2 separate regions of the Mus musculus genome follow, and region 2 is linked to region 1. Evidence: chromatin loops called from intact Hi-C (ENCODE). Cell type or tissue: left cerebral cortex. All regions are shown on one strand.

The links. Hi-C counts contacts between places; a loop is a spot of excess contacts. Peaks named below come from ENCODE experiments on the same cell type or tissue, not always from the same donor. Only the 100,000 strongest peaks of a DNase experiment are listed, where the experiment ranks them.
Region 2: it touches region 1 in a loop (4-fold over the local background); 10 of 42 quality-filtered maps call a loop at or near these places.

Annotation. Positions count from the first base shown.
Region 1 is chr6:137,754,155-137,759,154 of GRCm38, forward strand. It overlaps Dera (deoxyribose-phosphate aldolase (putative)), which reads left to right and starts at 423. Exons shown (of 9, transcript NM_172733.1): 1 at 423-484. The coding sequence starts at 454. In left cerebral cortex, a CTCF peak has its summit at 2,339 (motif pointing right); DNase peaks (open chromatin) are centred at 378 and 2,375; H3K4me3 peaks cover 1,012 bases.
Region 2 is chr6:138,150,715-138,155,714 of GRCm38, forward strand. It overlaps Mgst1 (microsomal glutathione S-transferase 1), which reads left to right. Exons shown (of 4, transcript NM_019946.5): 3 at 54-148. Among named protein-coding and RNA genes, the nearest start is that of Mgst1, 13 kb to the left of the region's middle. In left cerebral cortex, a CTCF peak has its summit at 2,604 (motif pointing left); a DNase peak (open chromatin) is centred at 2,597.

The DNA.
Region 1 (5,000 bases):
GCGCGTTCTAGCTCCTAGACTACCTTGGCTGTCCCCTGAGGGCTCTGGAACACTACCCACAATTCGGGTCCAAGACTACATTGCTCCGCTCATGCAAGAAAGAATCCAGTCCTGCCACTCACATGATCCTACAGCTAAAGTTCCTAAGTCTGATTCTGTCTAGTTCAATTGGCCATGTAAGCATTTAAAAATGGTCTGGGAGACTTCTGGAGCTGGGGAATGCTCAAGTCACAGGCCTGACCTGGAAAGACAGGGAACAGGTAGGGTGATGACCTGGCTGGGCTCCAAGCCCAGGAGCTGGAGAAAAGTTTAAGTGGTACAGGACCGAAGAGGCGTGGCTTTGGTAGGGCGTTGCAAAAGGGGCGTGGCTCTGGGCGGGGACTTGACAGGAAGGAGGAAGGCCAGGCCCGTGTGGCGACCTGGAGCAAGGGTTGGCTTTCAGCGGTGGCCACAATGGCTGCTCACTGCCGGGGCACAGAGCTCGGTAAGGGCCAGCGGGTTGCGCTCCCCTTCGCCAGGTTGGGGGTGGGGGTGCCCAGGGCGATCCCCGGAGGGCGGAGACCTGAACTGAGGCAGAACTCGGGGACAGCCCTGTCGCCAGGCTCTATGCAGTCTTAACCCTTTAAGCGGAAGCAAGGAAGGGTTAATTAGATCTTTGCACTATGTAGCTCTGTGGTCGCAGTAAACCAACCCGAGTGAAAAGCCTGCCGGGTACTTGTGTGCCATTCATTTACTGCCGGACTCACGTAGCCATTCCCAAAGTTGGCTGTGCTGGTGGTCATCGCCGTCTGCTAAAAATGATTTTAAATGCTTAGACAAAATGTTCTTTTTAAAACTATTTTTCACCTTATTGATACTAGTTCAGATATTTCTGGGAAAAAAAATTAAAAGTCTGTAATTCAAACGTAGCAAAAACGTGACTGAGCCAAATGTCAATGACTTAACTTTGCATAATAGATTGTTTGCTTTGTATCCTGGACCCTCTTAGGTGTGTGATTTTGGGTAAATTACTCACTCTGTGCTTATATACCGGCATCTGTAAAGTAGTTATTTATTAGGAAGCTACTTCTGTCTGAAGGTGGTTTGGATAGTGTGAGGAGGGGATACTTGGAGCCGCTGGTATATTTCTCTGCACTTAGTGTTGAATAAGCAACGATAATGAGCGCACTAAGTTCTTTTCATAGGGACTGATTTTGAGTGGCTGTGAGTGATACACAGGGTTACTCTTTTCAGAAGGGACTTGCCAGTCTAGACTTTAGAAGTGTTTAGAATTGCATGCTTGACAGGTAGTCTCTGTACCAGGTTAATGGCACTTTAGTCCCTCTCTCCAACAGAGCCTTACACTTTATCCCTGCAGTGTAAACTTTAGCAGTGACCCTGGAAGATGGACTAAGGGCTGAAGATGAAGCTAGTCTGCATCTTTGTACAAGGTCGAGGATGTAACATAATTCCCCCCCCCCCCCAACAGCTCTTTTAAAGTTTCAAATTTTCCTTTCAGGAGATGCAATTAAGCCAATTTTACTCCCCCCCCCCCCCCCCGCCCCCAGCCCCTAGGTTTCTCTGTGTAGCTCTACACTGTCCTGGAACTCACTCTATAGACCAGGCTGGCCTGGAACTCAGAAATCCACCTGCCTCTGCCTCCCAAGTGCTGGGATTAAAGGCGTACGCCACCACTGTCCGGCCATTTTTACTTTCTTAAAGTGTAAGTCCTGGGCTGGGTGCTATTGCACACACCTGTAACCCCAGCATCAGTTGTGTGTCAGGTTAGCCTGGACTATATAGAAAGAGCTTTCTTAAAAAGCCATCAAAACACTACCTTTCCCGTGTTGCAAAGTAACAGTGTAGACATTAACAGCTGCTATTTAGAGTAATAGTTAATGTGCACTCACACCTCCATGTATAGATTATATTTTCCTTACTGTTCTTGTTATAATCACATAGATTGCAAGAGTTTTTGTGTGCTGTGGTATTAATCCTTAGGCGTGACACAGCTGTAATCTAATCTGCTAAAGTAAATCACGTGAATTATATATGTACTATGAAAAAAATTGTTCTGTATTAATTTCAACATTGCTTTAATTGATGAGTTTTGTGGTTTTTTGCTGATTAAAGACATCTTAATGTTTTTAATGAGTACTACTTTTTAAAAAGAAATTAGCGTTATTTAAACACATTTGTATTAAAAAATTTTTAGGAAAATGCAGTTATCACCAGGGAGATTGTAGAATTCATTAGTCATTGTTATTTACAATTTTTTTCATTTTATTTTTATTTTATGTGTGAGATTTTGCCTGTACACGGTCTGTTTACCATTACACGTGCAATGCCTGTTGAGGCCAGAAGAGGGCATCCAATCCCCTGGGATTGGATTTCAGATGGTCTATGGCTGCCATGTGGGAGTTGAACTCAGGGCCTCTGGAAGAGCTCTTGACTGCTGAGACATCTATCTCATCAGCCTTTAAGACAGCTTTTAAAAATCAAATGTATTTGTCTACTTTGTGTGTGTGTGTGTGTTAGTGCTGGGGGTGGGAATACGCGCATGCACACCTCTGGAGATCAGAGGGCAGCTTTCACAGTTATCTCACCTTCTACCTTTTGACAGCCAAGATTCAAATTCAGGATGTCTAAGTGTGGCAGTAATTGTCTTTGCCCACTGAGCCATCTGGCTGGCCCTGAACTTGATTTTTAGGATGAGAACTCTGCAAGGAAAGTTTCTCCCAGCAGGGGATGTGTAAAAGAGGCTTTCCAGACAGGGATGCTCTGATTGTAATAGCAGAACGTGGATGTCCAACCGTCTGGGTCTGGGTGGTTCTGGAGCACACTCAGGAAACCACCATGCTGGTTGTTTGTTAATCCCTCCAGGGTCTGTCAACCAACATGTTCTAGACCTTTCCTTAAAATGTCCATAAACATGTTTTTTTTTCTTCAGTTCCCCAAGTAACCTAGGCCCTTACATGTGGACCAGTGGAATACATCTTTACTTACTGTTTGGCGAATCTGTCCATGCAGCTGTGTGTAGACAGGAGCCATGAGTGCCCTGCCTTTCTGGGTTTGAATGTCAGTCAAAGGCCATTTGATGACATCTGGTTTTATGTTTTTATTTTATGTATTTATTTATTTATTTATTTTTTGGTTTTTCGAGACAGGGTTTCTCTGTGTAGCCCTGGCTGTCCTGGAACTCACTTTGTAGACCAGGCTGGCCTCAAACTCAGAAATCCGCCTGCCTCTGCCTCCCAAGTGCTGGGATAAAAGGCATGCGGCGCCACGCCCGGCTTGACATCTGTTTTTAAAGGCATCTCACAGTTATGGTGGTGGTTTTGTCTTGGGATTTCTATAACTGAGGAAAGACTATGAGCAAAAACAAGTTGGGGGAGAAAGGGCTTATTTCCCTCCCTGTTCGTCTTTGAAGCAAGCCTTGAGCAGACACTTAACTAGGGCAGGGGTCAGGAGCCATGAGAGGATGCTGCCTTCTGGCTTGCTCAGCTTGCTTTCTTATAGAACCCAGGACCACCAGCCCAGGGATGGCACCACCCACGGTAGGCTGGGACCTCCCTCATCAGTCACTGATTAAGAAAATGCCCTTCAGGCCTGACTCCGTCCTGATCTTTGTGTAGGCATTTTTCCTCCAGTTGCAGTTCCCCCTTCTCGGATGACTCTAGCTAATGTCGAGTTGGCATAAAGCGAGCCAGCGCAACAACTTCATTTCAAATTTGTGCCTCGTCAGAGGTATCTGGAAAGTGGGGATTTTGTACTGGGGAGCATTTTCCCAATGTCTTACTTCATGTCAGACTGTTTCTGTTAAGGGAAAAGTTTCAAGCAGATCTTAATTGTGAAGAAACAGGGACAGTTTAACAGACACTGTTAGTAACAAGTGGTACATATATAGCTATGGTTGAGGGTGTTCAAAACAAAGAATAATCTTGGTGTAGCACAAAGGAACACAAGGATGAAGCCAAAGCAGCTCAAAGTCCACTCTTTCTGCAAGAAGGGTGTTGAGAAACCAAACCCTGCTAGCAGGCACCCTGGGCATGACATTCCCTTGGCTTTTATTTTACAAAGGTGGTGAGTGTGTCTTTCCCCCATTTGCTGTGGTCTAACTTCATCGTGTTCTGAGGTGGCTGGTTTTGGGCTTTATGCATATGGGTGGTTTACCTGCATATATGTCTGTATGCCATGTACATTCTGGTATCCTTGGAAGCTGAAAGAAGTTATCACCTCTCCTGGAGCTGGCGCTTCAGACCATTGTGAGCTCTTGGTGCTGGGAGTAGAACTTGGGTCCTCTGCAAGGGCAGGCAGTGCTTTTAACCACTGAGCCATCTCCACCAGCCCAATTCAAAGTCCTTTTAAAAAAGATTATAAATGGAATATCCATTCATCTTTTACCTTTGTGCACTTATGAAGTTATATATATATATATATATATATATATATATATATATGTGTGTGTGTGTGTGTGTGTGTGTGTGTGTGTGTGTGTATTTCTGAGATGGTATTTTTAAAAATTTTTAATATTAATTTAATTTTAATTTTATTTATTTTTTTGTGTATGGGTGTTTTGTCTGCATGTACGTTTATGTACCACATGGGTGCCTGGGTGCCCTTGTCTCCCCTGGGACTGGTGTTACATGCAGTTGTGAACTGACATCTGGGTACTGGGACTCAAACTCAGGTCCTCTGGAAGAGCAACCAGTGCTCTTAACCACTAAGCTGTTGCTCCAGTCCCTGAAATGATCTGACATATTATAGTTTGGCTTAGAACATTTTTAGGTGAGTGTGACCTTGAATCTTAATCCTCCTGCCTCCACCTCTCAAGGGCTAGGATTATAGGAAGCCTGGCTTAGACTGCTCGTTAAGTGAGTTGTGATAACAGGGGTTCTGGCTCCCCGAGGTCATCGTCTCTTATTTTTGTGTTTGTAAGAGCTTGTGTGAGACTAGGAGCCTGGGAAGCTCCCTTCTCCCCTCCTGTGTGGACTCTGGGCGGCTGTATGCATGGCTGCCCT
Region 2 (5,000 bases), 400 kb after region 1:
TCCCCAGCACAAGTGAATTTTTTGGTTGTTCTTCTTTTTCGTATTTGGAATAGGTTTTTGCCAACCCAGAAGACTGCGCTGGCTTTGGCAAGGGAGAGAATGCCAAGAAGTTTGTTCGCACTGACGAGAAGGTGGAACGCGTGCGCAGGTAAACCAGTGTCTCTGGAAATTCCTCACTCAAGAATCATGCTCATGGAGTCCAGCCAGGATCTCAGGATCTTAGAGACTGGGGGAGGGGGGATGATCCACTTAATCTCTGTAGTAGGTGTAACAACTCCAGCAAATTAGATACATAGAGTTCTCCACATGGGGTTACAGTGACTCTTGTCAGCAATTTTGTTGCAGTTCTAGACTTTATTGGGGTCAGTGGCTGTACTCTGTTTATAGATACATAAAGATAATAGTATGCAGGAGACAGAGCACAGGCATTAGATTCTTGCAGCTATGTTATTTTTCTCTCAAATTCAGATGGTCAGTTCACATAAAACATCAAAGATCTTTTGCAGAAGAGTTAAAATGTGAAAGTTGAAACCTTTCAGAGAAATGGGAACTCTTCCTTCTGCTTTTTTTCTGCTTTTTTAATCTGTCTGTCTGTCTGTCTGTCTGTCTGTCTGTCTATCTATCTATCTATCTATCTATCTATTTATTTATCTATCTATCATTCCATCTATCTATCTATCATCTATCTATCATCTATCTATCTATCTATCTATCTATCTATCTATCTATCTATCTATCTATCATCCTCTATCTATCTATCTATCTATCTATCTATCTATCTATCTATCTATCTATCTATCTATCTATCATCCTCTATCTATCTATCTATCTATCTATCTATCTATCTATCATCCTCTATCTATCTATCTATCTATCTATCTATCTATCTATCTATCTATCTATCATTCCATCTATCATCCATCTATCATCTATCTATCCTATCTATCTATCTATCTATCTATCTATCTATCTATCTATCTATCTATCTATCATTCCATCAATCTATCATCTATCTATCTATCTATCTATCTATCCTCTATCTATCTATATCTATCTATCTATTCATCTATGTATGTATGTATCTATCTATCCTCTATCTTTCTATCCATCTGTCATCTATCCATCCTATCTATCTATCTGTCTGTCTATCTATTTATCTATCATCTATCTATATCTTTTTGCCTCTGAATGTCATTTGTAGCTTTCACACTTAGTATGTTGCTAATCCAACAGGTACTAAGGAAAGATAAACCAGATTTCACCCACACAGCTCAGCAGTACCATTAATATTCTTATTTCCAAGGCACCTGTGACTATAGGTCTGAAAGTATGTTCTTAATCTTTGTCATAAAGTCACATAGTGTGCCAAGTTTTTATACAGATATCTAATGTGAAATTTAAGTAATAGTTGCCCCCTTTCCATAACAGGTGGAATAGCTACATGCTGTCTTCCCAGTTACCATTTTCTTGTGCTCATATGAGCTGAACCATTCCAGTCGTATTTGAGCTTGTGATGTTACAGAACTATAATGCATCAGGGTCACGTTATAGACACTAAGCAGTCCTGTGATGGAGACTGAAAAACGTAAATGTAACAGACACTTGGAGAGATCGCCTCAGTTTGCTGAGCGAGGCAATGAAATAGAGAGCAAGGAGTTTTCCTCCTGCAAATGGGATGTCAGATAAACGCTCTAGATCGTATGAGCATCGTCTCTTCTTGCTTCTCTGGGAAAGTCTCAGAGGCTCTCAGGAAATCTAGAGTCTCTCCAGCCATGGGGCTTATGTCTCCAGATGATCCCGGGCCTGTGTTCATATATCCATGCAGGCTTCCTACGTTTGCGTCTTGTTATACTGGATGTAAAATCAACTCACCCCTCAATTCTTCCAACAAATCAATTGAAACACTATGGACAGCAAGAGAATGGAGTCTGTTGAGGCATCTGGGGGTCTTTACTGTGCACTGCAGACATTTATCCAGTAACAATATTTTTCTCTGGAGAGGAAGTGAGCGCTTGATACTTGAAAATGCTCACTTCTGGCTCTACAGGTTTCGTGCTGGGATCAGTCCTCTTATGCAAGCCAGTCCTCAAAAGGGGCTGTGCTAAATATATGCATACGAAATAGTTTCAGAACAGAAGATCCAATGTGAAAACCTCATATTGTGTCAAGTGTTATGATGAGAGTCAAGCTTAGAGAGAGGTGTCGGGAACTTTGGAGGCATTAAACCATTTTAAAGCTTTATCTGGCCTTTCTTAGTTGCTCTTTGACAACAGACAGTTGCATGGTTGATGCTAATCACGACTTTCTACTCATAGCATTGACTAGGGCTAGAAAACATTAACAACATCATGGTGACATCATTAGCAAGATGGAGAGGAACATTCAAGCCTTCTACACAGAAGCTTTAAAAAGCAATTTTATTTAGAGAGATCAGATTCTCTTTACCATTTATCCTGTCTGCCATCCTTACCCTCCTGTGGGTACTTCTAGAGGAGAAATCTATAATCTAGTCTGATGCTCTTCTTTTCGGACTACAAATAAGTGTTGCTGATGTTTAATGCTTTAGCCTGGGTACCTAAGGCCAGTGTGCAGCGCGCCCCCTGGTGGTCAGAATCTGAACTTCCAGTGTAGCAATAGGCAACCTTCTACAGAAGGGCCAACGAACCTATTTTCAGCCACATGTTTCTGAAAATTTGAGAATCAAATAAAATACCAATAGCATACACGTAAAATAATTTCAAAAGAAAATTACAGAATCTTCTTTTTCTATTTTTTTGTTAGACTTTCCTCTTCATTCTTTCTACATCAATTTAAAACCTGTTGCTATTTCCATAATCAAATGGCAGGGCCTGATTGTGGCTACACATGAAATGGAAGCTGTCCTTGAAGGTATTCAGAAAATTAATACATGTACATAGAGGGCAATTAGCTCTGAACTTAATGTAGTATGTGTTGACATGTAAAGAAATGTAACTCAGGGCCAGTTACCTGGGATCAAACCAGTTGTAATTGGACAAGACTAGACATTGACTTATTTACTTAATCCTATTTCACCTTATTCTAAGAGGAATTCAAGACCACAGTATCACAAGATAAACGAGGTAATCATGAAGGCTAGAAAATAAAATGGGTTGTTCTAAAGAACTTGGGTTTGGTTTTAAGGAAACACAAGGACTCTATAAAACACCATCTTCAGAGGTGGAGAGCACCCTTCCTGCAGAGTGTTCTGTGGATGCTGTGTGACCAGAGTGCGAATTCTGTCAAGAAACTGAGCTGTGGGTTAGAGGTCAACAAGACCTCTGTGGCCCCAGTTAATGAACAAAGCAGCCACTGGAAGGTTCTTATCTTGCCCCTACCTTCCTTGGGATGAGATCAAAGATCTTCAAAGAAGATATGAGATCAGCATATGTGTAGTAATCAGAGAATACATGGGGAGTAGTCTGTGCCTGTGATGGGGTGGTGGCATACAGGATCATGTCCCTGTGGCCTTTAGAAATATTTCATGAAGGAAGAAATGATGAGAAGTTACATTAATTTGAGAAATTAACCTTGTAAGAATTAACCACTCCACTGTATTCTTACTTGGAACCAGAGTCCTGTCTGAGCAGAGGGCATCAGGGAAATGTGGTTGGACACCCTTCACACACATCATAGTTGGTCATGCCTTGATAATTCATTTAAAACGATCAGGGCAACTACAGTCCAGGTCAGGAGGGTGCTAAAAACCACGAGGGTCTTAAATGAGAGTGTGGCCTCCAGAGGGTGTGGGAAGGTCTTCCAGAGCATGGGGCATGGGGAATCAAACTAGGCAGAAAGTTTCCTGGGAGGAAGTTGGGAAGGAAACCCCTGGTATACTCTGAAATGGAGGTGAAGGGCTGGGGAGATGGCTTACTCAGTGAACTGCTTGTCCTGCAAGCAAGCTGGGAGGGGTGGAGCAAGCTCATGGTCCCAGCGTTGGGGAGACAGACATAGGTAGATCCCTGGGGCTCACTGGCCAGTCAACCTAACCAACCCTGTGAGTTCCAGTCCAACGAGGCAACTTGTCTTAATATATAAAAAAAGTGTAAGTTGATGGTCTCTGAAGAGCGATGGCAGAGGCTTTCCATTGGTATCTTTATACACCAGCATTTACTGTGCACTCTCAAGTGCATTTAAGGAGGACCAAAGCAGGAATCAGCTCTCCATTCCCTTGGCTTGTTTCATGGGAGAAGTGGGATACCCATGTCTAGGTATTCTCCAGGCCTCTTATAGCCTTATGTTGTCATGGTTTTTTGTCTTGAGCTCTTAGGGAAGGCAGGAAGAGAGGGAAAGGAGCTACCACTCAGAGGTCATTGTGCATTTATGATGTCAGAACATGGCGGTAACATGAAAACAAGCCTTCCTGTTCTGAGATGCGTAGCAATAGTTGCCGACTCTACCAAACAAATTCTAGGCTGGGTTGTCTATCAGTTGCTCATTCTGTGCTTAATAAAGCACACTGCATTAGATAATTAGTCACTTAAAACTTTTCAGGTCAACAGTGGAGGTACTGTTCATAACACTCCAAGTCAGAAAAGCCTACAGTGCCACAAGCCAGAGGGAAAACTCTGACTGAAATAAGTTTTCTCTTTTCTTCTAATGATAGTGTACAGATAAACTTTAAGGAATGATATTCTTCCATTTCTTGTTTCCTTAATATCTCTCTCTCTCTCTCTCTCTCTCTCTCTCTCTCCCTCTGTCTTTTTCTCTCATTCATTCTGTGGTTTGAATAAAGAATGTGTGAGATCTGCGAGGTATCTCCCATATCTCAGAGGATAGCTCTGTGTTTTATCTGGATATGAAAGAACACTAGATTTGATGCTGCTTTATATAAAGAAATTTCTACACAAACACTCTGAAGTGAAGGAGGAGTTCTGATACAGATCATAAAAGAAAGAATATTCTTCATTTGCGAAGAAAAAAATTTTATCAAAAGAAACTTGAATTGCAAAAGTGATACTTGTACTTAAATGAATGATGTG